Regions from separate parts of the Homo sapiens genome. Here region 2 is linked to region 1. The links are chromatin loops, found by intact Hi-C in ENCODE. Cell type or tissue: PC-9. All regions are shown on one strand. Links, peaks and the distances in the headings refer to the core of each region. The heading gives the core; the rest is flanking DNA.

Region 1 (9,599 bases), core at 2,465-7,464:
AAAGTTTATTTTGGTGTTTTCTCTTAGAGTTCAAGGGCAGGGATTTTTTTAATTGACAAATAATAATTGTACATATTCATGGGGTTACTGTGTTTCAATACATGTGCAATCGAAATGTGTTTAAATACATATCATGTAGTGATGAGATCAAGGTAATTAGCATATCAATCTCAAACATTTATCATTTGTGTTGGAAAAACGTTTAATATCCTCCTTCTGGCTACTCGAAACTACTTACTATTGTTAACCAGTCATCCTACAGGGCTACACAACGCCAGGACTTAATCTTCCTATCCAGTTTTAATTATGTATCCTTTAACAAATCTCTTCCTATCCTCCCAAGTTCTCCCTACCCCTCTCAGCCTTCAGTAGCCTCTGTTCTACTTTTGACTTCTATGACATCAACTTTCTTTTGCTTCCACATGTGTGAAAACATAAGATGTTTATCTTTCTGTTCTTGGCTTATTTCACTTAACATGACTTCCAGTTCCATCGATGTTGCTGCAAATGACAGGATTTCATTCTTTTTTATGGCTAACCACATTTTCTTTATCCAGTCATCTGTTGTTGGACACCTAGGTTGATTCTGTATCTTGGTTACTGTGAACAGTGCTACAGTAAACATTAGGGTACAGATATCTCTTCAATATAATGATGTCTTTTCCTTTCAATACATACCTGATAGGGGGATTGCTGGATCATATCGTTGTTCTGTTTTTAGTTTTTCGAGGAACCTCCATACTGTTTTCCATAGTGGATATACTAGTTTAAATTCTAACCAACAGTATATAAAGAGTTCCCTTTTCTGAGTATCCTTGCCAGTATTCGTTATTTCTTCCTCTTTTATGTAAGTCATCCTAACTGAGTGAGACACCTCACTGCTGTTTTGATTTGCATTTCCCCAATGATTAGTGATGTTGAGCATTTTTTCATATATTTATTGGCCATTTGTATGTTTTGAGAAATGTCTGTTCAGATCATCTGCCCATTTGTTAGTAAGATCTGTTTTTTTCTGTTGGGATGACTGAGTTCCTTGTACATTTTGGACATTTAATTCCCTATCAAATAAGTAGTTAGCAAATATTTTCTCCCATTCTGTAGGATGTCTTCACTGTTGTTTCCCTTGCTATGGAGAACTGTTTTAATTTGATGTAACCCCATTTGTTTATTCTTGCTTGTGCTTTTGAGGTCTTATTTGTAAAATCTTTTCCCAGTCAATGTCTGGAATTATTTCCTCTATGGTTTTTTTCTAGTAGTTTTATCATTTCAGGTCATATATGTAGGTCTTTGATCTATTTTGAGTTGATTTTCAGATAGGCTAAGAGGTGGGGTTCTAATTTCATTTCTTCTGCATATAGATTTCCAGTTTTCCCAGCATCATTTATTGAAGAGACTGTTCTTGCCACAGTGAGTGTTCTTGGCACCTTTGTCAAAATAAGTTGCCTATAGATATATGGATTAATTTCTGAGTTCCCTATTCTGTTCCTTTGGTCTATGTGTCTGTTTTTATGCCAGTACCGTACTGTTTTAGTTACTACAGCTCTCTAGCATATTTTGAAGTCTGGTACTACGATACGTCCAGCTTTGTTCTTTTTGCTTAGGATTGCTTTGGCTATTTTAAGTCTTTTTTGGTTTCACAAAAATTTTAGGATTTTTTTTTTTTTTTTTTGAAACAGGGTCTTGTTCTGTTGCCTGGGCTGGAGTGCAGTAGCGGTCATAGCTCACTGTAACCTCAAACTCCTGGATCAAGTGATCCCCACACCTTAGTCTCCCAAGTAGCTTGGACTATAGGTGCACGACACCACACCTGGCTAGTTCTTGCATTTTTTTGTAGAGAGATCTCACTATGACAGTCTCAAACTCCTGGCCTCAAGTGATCTCCTGCCTTGGTTTTCTAAAGTGGTGGGATTACAGGCGTGAGCCACCTTGCCTATCCAGATTTTTTTCTTCCAGTGACATTCTGTTTTGAATGTCACTCGTATTTTGATACAGATTGCACTGAATCTGTAGATTGCTTTGGAGAGTACTGCCACTTTAACAATATTAATTATTCTGATCCATGAGCTTGGGATGTCTTTCCCTTTGTATCCTGTTCAGTTTCTTTCATCAGTATCTTATAATCTTCCTTATGGGGGTCTTTCACTTGTTTGGTTAAATTTAATTCTTAGTTATCTTATTTATTTGGCACTATTGTAAATGGGATTGCTTTCTTGATTTCTTTTTCAGCTAGTTCACTGTGTACAGAAACACTATTGTTTTGGATATTTAATATCCTGTAATTTTCCTGAATCAGTTTAGCAGTTCTTTTTTTTTGAGACAGAGTCTTGCTGTCACCCAGGGTGGAGTGCGATGGCACAATCTCGGTTCACTGCAACCTCCACTTCCTGGATTCAAGCAATTCTTGTGCCTCAGCCACCTAACTAGCTGGGATGAAAGGCATGCACCACCACCCCTGGCTAATTTTTGTATTTTTAGTAGAGATATTTTTAGTAGAGATGAGGTTTCGCCATGTTGGCCAGGCTGGTCTCGAACTCCTGACCTCATGTGATCCGCCTGCCTTGGCCTCATAAAGTGCTGGGATTACAGGCATGAGCCACCACGCCCACCCTGAATTTATCAGTTCTAAGAGATTTTTAGTAGCATCTTTAGGTTTTTCCATATGTAAGATCCTGTCATCTGCAAAAAGAAACAAGTTGACTTCTTCCTTTCCAATCTGGATACCCTCTATTTCTTTCTCTTGCCTAATTGCTCTGGCTAAGACTTCCAGCACTATGTTGACTAAGAGTGGTGAAAGTGGGTATCCTTGTCTTCTTCCAGTTCTTAGAGGAAAAGCTTTTAAAATGTTTATTTTGAAATAAGATAAGAGAGAACTTATTTTAAAGTGTTAATAGCATAACGACTATCTATGTCAGAACCTAGTAGCATCCTTTATGCAAATGGTCTAGTTTTTATGGAAAATGTTATTCAATTAAAATTTGTCATAACAAATAAAACAAAAACATTTCAGACCCCTTAAGTAAACTTTATCAAAAGAAAATTCTAAGTTAAAATTTATGGTTACAATTATATAAAATACATCTTTTATAATGATACAGAATGTACACGAATCTACAAATAACTAGAAAAGGACAACTGAAATATAATTTTGTATTACAAGGCATTTCCAATGAAGTTATTAGTGTTTTCTAAATCAAAGCACAAACTGCAAATATGAAATTACAAAGTGCAAATGTGTAATGTGCAACCTAGCACCTTTCTGGTTGTTCATTTTATACTCCTATGCAAATAATAAAACCAAGTATTCAAAAAACGTGTTTATTTTTAAATGCCAAATGTTAACTACTACTTCTTCTCAGTTCTTACATTCTGATTGTTGAGAGAAGAATTCTATTTAAAAGCCATGAAAGGCCAGGCGTGGTGGCTCACGCCTGTAATCCCAACACTTTGTGAGGCCAAGGCAGGCGGATTACTTGAGGTCCGGTGTTCAAGACCAGCCTGGCCAGCATGGTGAAACTCTGTCTCTACTAAAGATAGAAAAATTAGCCGGGCATGGTGGTGCACGCTTGTAATCCCAGCTACTTGGGAGGCTAAGGTGGGAGGATCACTTGAACCCTGAGAGGCAGAGGCTGCAGTAAGATGAGATGGCGCCACTGCACTCCAGTCTGGGCAACAGAGCAAGACTCCATCTCTAAATAAATAGATGCATAAAATAAATAAATAAATAAATGGCATGAGAACTTTTAACTAGAGATTTTATTGAAAACAGAACACTAGAATAATATTTTCTCTTTTCAAACGTAATTCTATTAAGGAGATACCACCATCAGCTTATAGAATGCTTCAAAAATTGGGAAAGAACTATAGTTCTCAATATGTTACTTCTAATTTCACTATAACACTCAGTACCAGGAGGAATACGTCATAAAAGTTTTAAAGCCTTCAGAGATATTTAGATTAGGCAATGTTCCAGGCACTACAAATAAAGCAATGAAGACAAAGTTTCTAGCCTCATACAATTTATATTTTGCAGGAGGAGGAGACAAATAATAAAAACATAATTTTATACAATTAGAGCCATGAGCACCATAAAGAAATTAGAAAAGGCAAAGAGACAATACTTAGATTGATTAGAAGGCACTGGGACAAGTACCTTAATGAAATGAAGCTGGCTGTACTAACACCTGGAGGAAAAACAGTCCAGGCAGAAGGAATAGCAAACACCAGAATGACTGGCTTGTTCAAGTAATATCAGGGCCAGTGTGGCTGTAATCAACAGACATTAAAAAAGACCATCAAGAGGTATACAGGGGTAAGTCTATGTAGAATATTAGAGACCATGAAAAGAGCTTCAATTTTATTCTCAATGAAATGGAAAGCACTAAACAGTTTTAAGCAAGGGAACAGTGACTTAATTTAGTATCACTTAAACTTTAAAATTAGCCTGGCTGCTGTGTGGAAAAAGAACTTGACTAAAGAGGAACAAGAACAGATGGAATGAAGGAGATCAACAATAGGCTACACAGATGATAAGGGTTGTTTATGGTGGCTTGGATTAGGGTGTTAATGGGGGAAATGATTAATAAAAGGTGAGATTTTGAAAATTTTTTGAAGGTAGATTATAGATTTGCTGATAAGACTGTAAAGGGGAAGTGGGAAAAGTAAGGAATCAAGGCTAATTTATAAATTTTGATAGAGCCATAAACTGAAATGAGAATAAAAAACTCACACAGAGTTTGTTTTTTAAAAAAGATACAAAGCTTAAAATGAAGATGCAAATACATTAAGGAAGTTATGTCTTTCTATTCCAAGTACTAAAATACATATCTGGCACATTGTAAATTTTCTCCCTTCATTCAAGTCCATGATTAGACCTACATGCATAATGGTACACACCATGTGAAGAATTATTTCAATTGTTACATTAAAAATATCAAAGATGGGCACTACTGTTACCAAATGAAATCTTACAGCTTAACAGCACTATAGCAAGTGGTTCCACATACTCACCATTTTATGGAGATCAGTGTCAGGATAGTTCAGGTAATTCAGAAATTAAGTAAGTTGGAAGTGTGCAATGCTTTAGAAGAGGCAATCACGAAATGATATGTGTCACTGAATCATCATGGGAATAAAAAGCAACACTAATTCAACAGGGACCCTTAAGTATCCACTGTTTTTCTGAGTTTATGATGGAAACAGATATTTTAACAGATGCTACTTAGATGTGAACTTTGTATATGCAGTTGTGTATAAGACATAAACCTATGTTCAAGTACTATCTACAGGACACACACACACATATATATGTACATACTGACACATAATGGTCAAGAAGGCTGTTCAGTATTCAATAATAAACCAGTGTTCAACGGTAGTCATATCTATTAGTTGGGATTACAGTAGCTTTTTTATCCTTTTTACTCATCTGTATTTTGCTATTTTTCTACTCTAAATTTGCATCATTGGCCCAAACAAGCAAATTAGTAAATGCATTTGAAATCAATTTTAAAACCATACTACACATAACCTAGGTATATGAGGCATAAGGACAAAATGTTTACAAGACAACAGCCATGCTCATAAGGGCAAAAATATCCAAGAATTTTGAAGTAGAAATGTCCACACACAGACACATAATATGTTCTAAGATGCAAGACTATATTTTTGAAATGCTGTATCAGAAAAAAAAGGGATGGTACTTTATTCCTTATAATTTAAAAACTATGTTGGCAAGAGATATACATTCTTAGTTAATGCCATTTTCCTTTTACCTGTTTTCTCTCTTTAGGATTGAGAAGTAAGTACCGGGGATCAAAAACTATCTTGTGCAACTCCTTCTCCCACGTTGAAAAAGCAGACACCTTTAAAATAAAAACGTATTGCCTCATAATTAAGTCTCCTCTAAAAATATAAAGGTCATAATTTTGCTTGAAATCTACAGGATATCTGTTTATAAAGGAGACATAAAACCATACTGAAGTTTCCATCACTAATAAATGACAAGCAGTGGGAGGCTAGCAATAGCAAATTTCCACACTAATTGGCTCTGAACATTCCTATATTATATAGAAATAACAGACACTTAATTACTCATTAAAATAACTACTACTGTGTGACATTTTAAAAATCAGTACATCAGAAAAAGCCTTGAAGATTTATATTTTGATTTCTCATGCTTGCTCCAATCTTGTGAACAATGTTGTGATTTAAAATTGAACAATTTTACTTATTCAAATGAATCTGTGAATATAACCAAATAGTTGAAATCCCTTCTCAATTAAATTGCAAATAATAATATCACAAAGTATCAGTTCTCCTTTAACAAAAGCCATTCTCAAGATATTAAAGGAAGAATAATCATATATACCTTACCTATCCCAAGCAGTCCGCCATTCTGTAATGTTAATACTCGTCTTATATTACTCACCACAATTTAATGACCCAATAAATGTTAAGTGTTATTTGTACTTAAAAGGACAGTAAAATGGCATTTAGTTAAATATGATAAGATTAGCCAAGAAAAAGGCTGTTGCAAAAAATGTACAGTAATTTTAAAAATCCCCTTATCCCCCCCCATAACATGAGCACTAACCTTAGATTTGACCTTTTAGCAAGACATATTTATATTACTTATACAAAACAGAAATATCTCCCCCAAAGATTGTTTTCTGACCCCTCTCTCTAGCAGCATGTCCTTGAACTGCTTCATTCGAGCCTCCAGAGGGACAATGGCCCTTTCTCGGGCAGCTTTAATTTCAGCTTCCATGGCAGCTTCTTTCTCTGAGTCAATGTCTTTATTATCGTCTCTCCTATAAAAAATAAAATATAAGACATCAACTGACAAAATATTAATTCTCAGATCTTATTAGAAATCTTAAAATCAAAGGAATTTTCAAGACTCACTACTGAGCAGCATATTTTTGGCAAAAACAAATTATATTGAGGGTTTCAAATGAACTCTAAGGGATAAATAACTTTCATAATAACAAAATTAAAATGGGCTTCTAATGATTTACAATGGCTACATTATTAGGAAAAAAATACACCTTTAATGGGCTGTCTCTCCCTGACACTGGTTAATAACATAAAAAGGGAGCAACCTTACTTAAAAAAAAAAAAGTTTAACACTGCAGTAAACCTCTATGTGTCAGAATCAAACAGCACAAAATATAATTTTTTTAGTTCTTGAAATATAGAAAAAACAGTATTTTCCAAAATGTTTTACATTATAAACACATAAAATATTTTGTAAAATCTAATAAAAATTGGTATTAAGTGGTATAATGTTTTAGTAATCTCAAACATTCATTTTAAAAATAAAACTAAAATATCTGCAATCTTGGCCAAGTGAATATGTAAGATATATACCTTACCTACCTGACTTTTTATTACTCACTTTCTGGGTGATAAGTTGAGATTTAAGTTGAAGGACAGGTCCCAGAGAGCAACATGGGCCCAGGAGTAGTTAGGTGGAATTAGAACTGTTCATCAATGACTAAACTACTTCTTGTTCCTCCAAAAATGCACCTCAGGTGTAAGGGCAACCCTGTTTCTGTGTGGTACTCAAGTGAAATTGTAAACATGGAATCACGGCACCTCTCAAATATATGCACTATGAAAAAGGCCCATTCACGTAAATAATCCAAAAAAGTATGTAATTCAATAATATCTGGGTGTATTTTAGCAGATCTTCCTTCTTAAATATGATCTGCTAAGTATATTTTAAAAATTGGCTCTTATTCCCTATACAAACTTAAGGGAATTAGGAAAACAGAACATGTGGAAATTCAAAAGCATGCTATACAGGAAACTGTAGGTAGCCCCAGAGATTTAAATGGAACTAAGGCTAACCCACAAATGCAAGTGAGAGGTACTTAGCAACTTAGGCAATGAATCAAAAGAAATAGAAGACATAGTCCGTGACCTGCAGGAACTTAGCGAGATAGTCTGTGACCTAAGATATGCACAAAACAAACAGGTAAAAGCAATTTGCCAAACAATATACCCTCTTATAATAATAATTTTAAAACTATTTAAATAGTTAGAGTTAAAAGACATCCAAGAAGTAACTAATAAAAACAAATAACCTTTATAGAACTATACTAAATGAAAATGTCACAATACAAACTATCACTATCTATCTCAATAAAGGAAATAAAAGAAAAACTAAGCCAGGAAAAACAGGCTTTTAGCTTTGTACCTAAATAGAGAAGCTCGGGCAATCCACATAAAGGACTTCTTTGACATTCTCCTGATAAAAGCAGTTAAAAACCTTACAGAGTTGTCTATAAGAACAAACAATTAAAAACAACCTAAAAGTTTAACATCGTAGGAACATCCAAAATTATGGTACATAAACAGAATGAATACAGTCATTTATAATAATTAACAAAACAAATGTCTTATTCTAGGTTTTTTTTTTTTAAAAAAAAAGCACAAAATCAGTTAATCACAACTAATAAAAATTACATTTGGTCAAGAACTAAAAAGTCAATTGCAAAAATGAGAATAGCTATGTTACGCTGATAAATTATGAGTGATTCTTTCATATCTTTTATGTTGTTGCCAATAAAGAAATTTTTTTTAAAAGAACTACCCTTTATAGGGGTTGTCCTACTGATTTCTTTGCCATAATTTGGCTGCATTCAATCTGTCCTTTTCAGATAAGGACTACAATTAACCAGTTCCTGTTAATGTCTTCAAACTTTCCTTTTTGCTGCTAAATAATGGTCCCATTCCCCATACATGCATACCCTCTACCCCATCCTTCCCCCCGCCATAACATTTACATTTTACCCAACTCTAGAGCACTGGCCAAGCTAATGCCTCTACTTCTTAGCAGTCTCTTTCTCGCAGAGCACTTCCTAAGCTTATGGGTTCTCTCCTCACCAAGGAGTTAATGACCAGACTCAAGGACTAGGTAAGTCGTAAGATAACCATATAAAGAGGGAGAAGTCTGTGTCTGTTTTTATGAGATCTCTGGAATGGTATCCATTGGGGTCTAAATGAGGGAGGAAACTAACTTTTCATAAAATTGAGACCTAATAAATTTCCAAAAAGAATTAATTCCAAAACTATCATTTGGAGTCATAATACATATATGAATACCCAAATCTTCTACAAATCTAGCAAAAGAAGGGACACATTTTCTACAATGAAAAACAAAGCTATTTATTATCAGGCCTAAGAGAGCAATCATGCCTCCTAACAACATTCACATTACCTGTCCCTTCCAATCACAAATTATTACCAAATCGACTTTTAAAAGATATAATCTACCTCAATCAAATCGTATGTATTACTTACTTCCGTTTTTTTGCTTTAACAGGCTCATCTTCATTAATTTCTTCCATTAATTCTTGTTCCTCTTTAACTATAAGACAAAATTTAATTAAAATATTTAGGAATGAATCCTTCTGCTAATCACTACCAGAACACTTGCTTTAATAGTATTAAAAAGAAGCTGCAATTTATGGTTAGTTCACTCACTTGCACTCATAGAGAATTGCCACTTTTGGATCGACAGCATTGTCGGAGTTGGGTGCCCTGGCAAAAACATTTCAAATATTGTTACAAAGTCATTTGCATATATTTCACAA
Region 2 (9,599 bases), core at 2,171-7,170, 330 kb after region 1:
TCCCAAAGTGCAGGGATTACAGGCGTAAGCCACTGTACCCAGCCTTATCTACTGTATTATCAATATTTCTGAGTGTGTTTAATTCCATTTAGTGAATGCTGATCTTTGGTATCTTAAATAATTTTTTAAAAAGAAAAATATGAGTAGAGTACCATCTCAATTCTTTTAAATTGAACTATTTTATTCCTTATTTAATACTTTGATTGCAGTATATTTACAAGTCCCAAAATTCAAAAAACGCAAAAAGATACAAAAGTTCCCCATTCTAGAGGTAGTTAGTAATATCTGTGTCTTGTGTATCCTGGTAATATTTCATGTATACACAAGCGAATACACACATACTCTTTGTCCCTCTGTTTTTACACAAATGGCAATATACTTTATATGCATTGTACCACATCTTGCTTTTTAATTTGTATCTTGGCAATCATTTTGTCAGTACATAAACAGCTTCTTTATTCTTATTTTTTATAGCTACATAGTATTTCATTGTTTGGTTGTACCACAATTTACTTAACCATTCTCTATTAATGGATATTTGAATTGTTTCCTGCCTTTTTCTTTTAAAAGCAGCACTGCCACATCTCTTTAGTTCCTAATGTTGGAATTTTGTCTGAGAAGTTCTTGGGAACAGTATTAGGGACATACATGTTTTCCTATTCTTAATGCAACTTTTCTCCCTGTTAATTTGAGCAAATTCTGGCGTGAGGGACATGGATGTTATAAATTGCAAAATAGTTTCAACATTTAAAATGGTTATAATATTTAGCTGTCATCCATATGACTGCAAATTCTATAAAGGCAGGTTATAAGTACATATATGAATAAAGAGGGGTGGGTGGGAATTATGTGGAAAGGAAAAGTGTGTTCCTTAGCTAGAGCAAGAAGCTGCAAATTCTTTGTTGCCATCTGAGAATTTGGGTCTAAAATTGCTTAATCTTTTGGATTTTTTCAAGTGAAATTAGAACTATCCTTTTACTTTGTCTTCATAACTACTATTTTAAATAGATGTATAGTACCCATTCTTGTTCTTGTAACATATTTTGTTAAATCATTTTTTCTATCATTGAAAGCTTTAGTTGTTTCCAGGCTTTCCTAGTATAATTAACTCAGCATTGGGTAGACTTGTTTAAGAAAAAATAATTAGTTGTTGTTGAGTCTGAGTTACATGAACATTTTGTGGCTTTTGCTGTGGATTCCTATATTTTCTTCAAGGAGTACAATGTCACAAACAATGTATTAGTGTACTCATGTCATAATATTGACAGATTTAGTTATTATAATTATTAAAAATTATTTTTCCGGGACGGGCACGGTGGCTCATGCCTGTAATGCCAGCACTTTGGGAGGCAGAGGTGCGTGGATCACCTGGGGTCAGGAGTTCAAGACCAGCCTGGCCAACATGGTGAAACCCTGTCTCTACTAAAAATACAGAAATTAGCCAGGCGTGGTGGTGCATGCCTGTAATCCCAGCTACATGGGAGGCTGAGGCAGGAATCGCTGGAACCTGGGAGGCGGAGGTTGCAGTGAGCCGAGATCATGCCATTGCACTCCAGCTTGAGTAACAAGAGCAGAACTCCATCTCAAAAAAAAAATTATTTTTCCTCTAGTAGGTATAAAATAATGTGTTTTGTTTTACTTCATATGTATTTTATTTATATTCTTTTCTTTATTTTTTGAGACGGGGTCTCCCTCTGTCACCCAGGCTGGAGTGCAGTGGCACGATCTTGGCTCACTACAACCTCCACCTCTCGGGTTCAAGCAATTCTCCCGCCTCAGCCTTCCAAATAGCTGGGACTACAGGCGCATGCCACCACGCCTGGCTAATTTTTTGTATTTTAGTAGAGACGGGGTTTCACCATGTTGCCCAGGCTGGTCGCGAACTCCTAAGCTCAGGCAATCTGCCTGCCTCAGCATCCCAAAGTGCTGGGTTTACAGGCGTTAGCCACCGCGCTCAGCCTGTATTCATTTTTTAATTGACAGAAATTGTATTTATGGTACGCAATATGTTTTGAAATATATATACATTGTGAAATGGCTAAATTGAGGTAATTAACAAATTTATACCTTACGTACTTACCATTTTCTGTGGTGAGAAGAGTTAAAATTTAAATCAGGTGCAGTGGTATGCACCTGTAGAGCCAGCTACTTGGGAGGCTGGGACCTCAGGAGGCTTGCCTGAGCCCAGGAGCTTGAGCCTGTAGAATGCTATGATAGCACCTGTGAATAGCCTCTACACTCTAGCCTTGGCAACATAGCAAGGCTCTGTCTCTTAAAAAAATCTACACAGCAATTTTCAAGTATAAAATACATTGTTATTTCCTATAGTCACCATATTGTACAATATAGCTCTTGAATTTATTTCCATATATTTTTGATTACTAGCTTCTCAGGGCTTAAAATATTAACATAGTTTTAATTCTAATGGTCACAATGAATTACTTCACCTTTTATATTGATTTTTTTCTTATGCAGGAAATTCTTGGTGCATCACTTTCTGCACCTTTAACATCATACAAGGTGATCTATGTTCTCCCAATGCTAACTATTAAGGAGGATAAAGGTAAAGAGTTTATTTATTTCTAGAAATATTTTGATAAACACATTTTGGTTCTAGTTATTAATTCCACACTTTGTTTTCTAAGGCACTGGTGTGGTTACAAGTGTTCCTTCCGACTCCCCTGATGATATTGCTGCCCTCAGAGACTTGAAGAAAAAGCAAGTAAGTATCTGAGTTTCATGTTTGTATTTCGTCCTCACCATCTCATTGCTTAGGTGCTGCTGAACTACGCTGTGGGACTAGGCTAAAAAGCTATGCATTTATCTTTAAACTGCTATCTCTAACTTGTTTCTTGATGTTAATATATTTTCTGTGGTTTGAATTTTAAATATGTTCACAGAATTTTGAAAAAGCTTTCTGATATTCACATTTTCATTGAAATCTGGCATATGAACCTCAATTTAAGTGATATGTGTATGTCTATGTACATTTTTGCTTTTGGTTGTGTGGTTTCATTTAGGCTATTCACTATAACTTTAGCTATTAAATTTTTGAAGGTTACAGATCCCTTTTGAGATATTTGGCAAAGTTAGAAAATTGCTCTCTATGGAGAGGAGAACAAATAGAAACTTTAAAGAAACTTTTAAGAAACTTTGGAGATTGCTTCTCTCAATGATTCTCCCAGTAAAGTGTTGATCATTAGTGTTAACTTGCAAATTTTTCTGTAGGCCTTACGAGCAAAATATGGAATTAGAGATGACATGGTCTTGCCATTTGAGCCGGTGAGTACATAGATAATTCAGAATATTCACATCCATCTCTTTATCAGAGAAAAAGAAGAGCTAACATGTTTTCCTTATAACAAAATTAATTGGTGGAGTATGAAAAAGAGAGTTTGCTTAAGGATTTACTCACTTTAATTTGATACCTGCTATGGTAGATAAGAGCAAAAGGAAAACTAACAAGCATTTTCTTACCACCTGGCACCTGCAGTTCTGGAACAAATAGCTTTTTAGCATCACCAATTTTATAGTAGCTTGCTTTGCTAGTGTGATCAATTTCCTGGCTTCTAAAGATAAAATTTTGCCCTTTTCATGAATGTTTATATGTAACCATAATAACTTTAACAAAGTCCTGTACAACTCTGTTTTATGTTTCTTGTATTTTCATGTTAGTATCTATAGAAGAAAAACTTTTAAATTACTAGCAAATGATTTTCATTTCATGAAAGATCCAGAGGAATTAATATAAACCAAAAGCACAACCATCCATGAATCTAGTTGTTTACATCAGCAGGCCCCAACCTTTTTGGCACCAGGGACTGGTTTTGTGGAAGACAATTTTTCCATGGACCAGCAGGGTGTGGTAGGGGAATGGTTTTGGCATGAAACTGTGCCACCTTAGATCATCAGGCATTAGATTCTCATAAGGAGCAAGCAACCTAGATCCCTCCATGCACAGTTCACAATAGGGTTCGTGCTTCTATGAGAATCTAATGCCACCCATGATCTGACAGGAGGTGAAGCTCAGGGGGTGATGCTCGCCCGTTCCTCACCTCCTGCTGTGCAGCCTGGTTCCTAATGCCATGGACTGGTACCGGTCCACATCCTTGGGGTTGGGAACCCCTGGTTTACATCATTTTGCTAGTTTCAGTATGAATTACTTAGGTAATTATATGCCAGTGGAGGATAGAGTGTTGGGAAAGGTGTGTGTGGTGGGGGAAGGGCATTGGGGGTGTTGGTACACAGAGTATGGGTGGTTCCTGTGGAGAGTAGAAGGACAAATTTACATCTGGAAGTTAGTCACTCTGTGATTACTTAATGTGTGGCAGTGTCGTAATGACATATACAATCTGAAATGACTTAATTGGACATTAGAGGCAAAAGGACTTGTGCCCTACAGAGCTGTGTGTCCAGTCAGTGTGAACACGTTCCTGATTGCTGTTTGCTGCAGGTGCCAGTCATTGAAATCCCAGGTTTTGGAAATCTTTCTGCTGTAACCATTTGTGATGAGTTGAAAATTCAGAGCCAGAATGACCGGGAAAAACTTGCAGAAGCAAAGGAGAAGATATATCTAAAAGGATTTTATGAGGGTGTAAGTAATAATTTTTTTTAGTTTTTATTTGCTTTACTCCATGCTCTGTGATTTTCTTAATTAGAAAAAATGTAGAAAAATTTAACATAGTTTCAGCTATACATTGATTTGAGAGCTTAATATGAGAATGTATTCTATTTCCAAATTTCTAATTTTTGTTTTTATCATGTCCTTTGCCTAAAAGCATTTTCAGAAATTGTCTTTTTCGTGCCCTCTAGGAATCTCTATGGAGTGAATTTCTTGACAAGATATTTCAAATTAGTTCATATTATTATGCAGTAAACTTCAAAGATTTATTGAATGGAGAATACCTGGTCCCTTCTTTTGCTCTTTTAGTTAAGGAGTTCATATTTTAGATAAGCAGTTTTATTCAGTCCATTAATTTATTTATTAATGTCTACTAAATGCCAGGTGAGTTCAACAAACATGTTCTGAACCATTCTTTTCTCCTAATTGTGCATATGTTAATGTGGTTTATATTTCCATGGAAAGAAGGCTAGGCTAGAGAACATAAAAATCCAAACAAGTTATTAGGTGCTTCAGAGTCAAATGAAGATTTTTAAGGACATCAACAAGAATGTTTTTTAGTTTAGCTTTCCTACATTTTTCTGGATAACCAAGAATTGGTTACATTTCTTTTTTTTGAAGTGACACATATTTTGAATGATGATAAAAGCAACACTTATGTAGCACTTATATATTAATTTACTTAATTCTGAAAATAACCCCATTCTGAAGTAGGCACTCTTATCTCCAATTTACGGATGAGGAAATGGAGGCACAAAGAGATTATTAACTGATTTACTTGAGATTAGCCAGATAGTTAGCCAGTGGGAACTGGAATTCAAACTAGGTAGCCTGGCTCTGGGATTTACATTTGTGTGTGTGTGTGTGTGTGTGTGTGTGTGTGTGTGTGTGTCTATCTGACGGAGTCTTGCTCTGTCTCACAGGCTGGAGTGCGGTGGCTCAATCTCAGCTCACTGCAGCCTCCAACTTCCGGGTTCAAGCGATTCTCCTGCCTCAGACTCCTGAGTAGCTGGGACTACAGGCACGTGCCACCATGACCAGCTAATTTTTGTATTTTTAGTAGACACGAGGATTTCACCATATTGGTCAGACTGGTCTCGAACTCCTGACCCCAAGTGATCTGCCCACCTTGGCCTCCCAAAGTGCTGGGAGTATAGGCTTGAACCACTGCACCTGGCCAGATTTGTGTTCTTTTTTTTTTTTTTTTTGAGACGGAGTCTTGCTGTGTCGCCCAGGCTGGAGTGGAGTGGCTCAATCTTGGCTCACTGCGACCTCTGCTTCCTGGGCTCAAGCAGTTCTCCTGCCTCAGCCTCCTGAGTAGCTGGGATTACAGGCCCCTGCCATCACACCCAGCTAATTCAGATTTGTGTTCTTAATCACTGCATTCATTAAATATAACTTTATAATGCTGGATTAAATAGATATTGAAGTATTTTGGTATGTTAGAGGTTTAGAATGTCAAAAGAGAATGCATGTCTTTTCTACCTAAGATAGAAACAATTTGAGAGAAATATAAGAGTCATGTAGATGAAAATAAGAGTCATGTAGGTGAAAATATCTGCTTTATTACCAGAGAAAGCTGGAAGGTGATTGAGGCTTAATTGATGGCAACAATGGATAAGCTAATACTTTGCCCTAGAATGTTATTGGCCTACTGAAAAAGATAGAGGTGAAAGAGTAGGCCTCCTTCTAAGAGCAAGCTTTATCACATGGTCAGGCAAAGAATACTCACCTGCAGCAGGTGGGGTTAGAAAGAGGAGCCTAATTAGATGAAGCCGAATGTACTTAGTTCCTTCAGAAACCACCAGGAATGAGGTGAGTGAGTGTAATTGAAGTCTGTCTATGTGGAAACTTAAGAAGTGGAAGTGAGTATTCCTTCCTAATCATGCTCACACTAGGTATCTCCGTGATACCTAGTGAGGTGTGGGTATCACTGACAGAACGATAAGTGTGTTATAAATATTAGTTATCCATGCTATACCAAAATGAAAAATTATCGTTGTAAATATGATAAATTTCATACTAAAAATATTTCGGTGGGCAGAAGCAAATTTAGTTAGGGAAAATTAGGAAAGAAACTCAAGGCAGATTCTAACTGTTTTATATGTGGTTTTTCTCCCCTCTCATCCTTTTAGATCATGTTGGTGGATGGATTTAAAGGACAGAAGGTTCAAGATGTAAAGAAGACTATTCAGAAAAAGATGATTGACGCTGTATGTGATAGGCTATGCTCTGAAGGCTGTTTTAGAAGAGCTGTTAATAGACTTGACAGTGTTATTAGCAGTGAGTTCTACAGTAGAACCTGGAGCTATAATAAAAATATCATACAGTTTTGCGGCAGAAAATAGACCTATTTAGCAATTCATTTAACTTGAACATCCCATCTATAATGTTGATAAAGGTAGTGTTTTAAAGTCGATGTGTGCATAGCATGTGTAGAGAACTTTGATGATATTTCTGGCAGTGGCCATTTTAGATACTGGTAGTTACAATCCTTTCTTTCTGTGGTGTTTCTGTCGTCCTCCTCTCATCCCTCCGTTTCTGTTATAACTCTCTTCTATTTAGCTGAGTTAACCCTTTACATTTTTATTTTTGACAACTTTGTATACCCATAATACTATGAGAGACAATGGTCTGTTAGGCTTGTTGAAATAAAAAAGCAGCAATTTCCTCATCACTTTTCCATAATTTAAATTTCTCTTCCTTGGAGGGGGTAACATTTAATCGTTTTAGTATTGATCTCCAGCTCTTTTTTTTTTGAGATGGAGTTTCGCTCTTGTTACACAGACTGGAATGCAATGGCGCGATCTCAGCTCACTGCAACCTCCACCTCCTGGGTTCAAGTGATTCTCCTGCCTCAGCCTCCTGAGTAGCTGGAATAACAGGCATGAGCCACCATGCCTGGCTAATTTTGTATTTTTAGTAGAGATGGGGTTTCTCCATGTTGGTCAGGCTGGTCTCGAACTCCCGACCTCAGGTGATCCACTCGCCTTGGCCTCCCAAAGTGCTGGGATTACAGGCATGAGCCACCATGCCCGGCTAATCTCCATCTCTAACAGATCTCTGACCTAAATGCTTGTAATGTGATTTTTTTTTTTCAGGGTTAGGTATCAGCCACTAACCTCCTACTCTTGGAAGGAGTAGGAGGAAGATCAAAGTTACACTCTTTCCCCTACTTTTTGTTTTCTCTAACGTCCCACATTTATTGGTATATACTACTCCATACCCTGTCTTCTCCGTACACTGTAGTTATAACAAATGTTAGATGAATAGTTATTATTTACATTTTTGAGACATGGCTTATCCATAATACAATAATTTTTCATCCTCAGCTTTTGGTTTTCCCTGGGATTAATAGTTAGGTTTATTTTTAAAACATTCTTAATTAAAATACACTCGTCAGTACTCCATTTCTCAACTCTTTTCCAACTGTCTATTTCTTTTCTTACTCAGTTCAAACACATCAGTGTGCTTTCAGTTCCATCTCAGAGAAAGCTCTTCCAGCGCTTTCTGGCTTTAGTCTGAACTGGTTGCTTACTGTCCTGATGCACAAATCTTGGATGTTCCTCCACTATTGCTAAGAATACCCTTTGCTCCTCTTGAGCTGGATCTCCTGTTTCCTTAATCCCATGTCTATGTCCTTATATTCTTTCTCATTTTGGTGAAATTCTGCCTCTGATAGCTTTTCTGAGAAAGGGTACCTGGAAGGTAAATTGTTGTGACTTTTCATGTCTGAAATATGTCTTCTATCTTTATATTGGATTGCCTGAGTATAGATTCTGGATTGGAAATAATTTTCCCTTAAAAACCTGAAGGTATTACCTCATCATCTTTTGGTTCATTGATGCTATTAAGAAGTTGAAAACTCTTCTGGTAGTGACTGATGTTTTTGTAACTAACTTGTTTCCCCTGACTTTGGAGGCTTGTATAATCTTTTTTCTCCCAGTATCCTGAAATTTCATGATTTGCCTTGGGTGTAGGTCAATTTTCATTCATTCTACTGGGTGCTTGGTGGGCTCCTTCAATCTGAAAACTTGTGTACTTCAATTTGGGGAACATTTCTTGACTTTTTTCTTGATTATCTTATTTTTTTCTTATTCTCTATTTTCACTTTTTGAATTCCTATCATTCAGATATTGAACCTCTTAGATCCTGGCAGTCCTGTTGGTCCTCTTTGTGGGATAGTCCCTCATCATTTTCTTCCTGAGCTTTTCTTTACTATGTGCTTTTATTTACTATTTGTGTGTGTGTATGAATACAAATTTATAAGAACTTATTTTTAAAGAATCGTATGGAAAATTTCAAATGTATAAAAAAGTAGAGAGTAGAATGATAAATTCCTGTAATACCTATCACCCGGATTCAATAATTACTAATTTTGGGCCAGTTCAATAATTGTTCTTGTTTTCTGACTGATTTTTTTTTTTTTTTTAAAGAGACAGGGGTCTTGCCATATTGCCCAGGCTGATCTGGCTTTGGGCTCAAGTGATCGTCCCACTTCAGCTTCTTGAGTGGCTAGGACTACAGGCATGTGCCTCCATGCCTGGCTGATTTGTTGTAGGATGCTGTTGTTGTTTCATAGATGGGACATCTTAATCTTATTTCTCTGAGGAAGACCGTTGATATGTAATATATTTGGGTGTAAAAAGAAATGTTTTTGCTTATGGGTAGGACTTGTCACTAGGCTTCACTGGGGGAGATCTAGAAAGGGCCATTTGGGCCTTGGCGACTCCCGGTTGTTAAGTTTTTTTAGTATTGGCTTTTGGGTTTGTTAGATTTCCCTACAGAAGATTCTGCCAATCTCTAGCTCAAAAGGTCTAGGTGGCCAGGCACAGTGGCTCATACCTGTAATCCCAGTACTTTGGGAGGCTGAGACCGGTGGATCACTTGAGGTCAAGTTTGAGACCAGCCTGGCCAACATAGTGAAATCCTGTCTCTACTGAAAACACAAAAATTAGCCGGGCATGGTAGTGTCTGC

The links. A loop is a pair of places that touch in the nucleus more often than their neighbours do. Peaks named below come from ENCODE experiments on the same cell type or tissue, not always from the same donor. Only the 100,000 strongest peaks of a DNase experiment are listed, where the experiment ranks them.
Region 2: a loop joins it to region 1, with 2.8 times the contacts of the local background. A loop is called at or near these places in 4 of 110 quality-filtered maps.

Annotation. Positions count from the first base shown.
Region 1 is chr5:146,479,802-146,489,400 of GRCh38, reverse strand. TCERG1 (transcription elongation regulator 1) reads right to left here. Exons shown (of 23, transcript NM_001382548.1): 11 at 9,490-9,546; 12 at 9,307-9,373; 13 at 8,201-8,251; 14 at 6,674-6,809; 15 at 5,772-5,861. Among named protein-coding and RNA genes, the nearest start is that of GPR151, 32 kb to the left of the region's middle. In PC-9, for the core only: no CTCF peak of the experiment used is centred there; no DNase peak of the experiment used is centred there.
Region 2 is chr5:146,146,857-146,156,455 of GRCh38, reverse strand. LARS1 (leucyl-tRNA synthetase 1) reads left to right here. Exons shown (of 32, transcript NM_020117.11): 11 at 2,476-2,563; 12 at 2,646-2,722; 13 at 3,229-3,282; 14 at 4,454-4,594; 15 at 6,757-6,834. Among named protein-coding and RNA genes, the nearest start is that of LARS1, 31 kb to the left of the region's middle. RefSeq lists an enhancer at 4,822-4,991. In PC-9, for the core only: no CTCF peak of the experiment used is centred there; a DNase peak (open chromatin) is centred at 4,325; H3K27ac peaks cover 495 bases.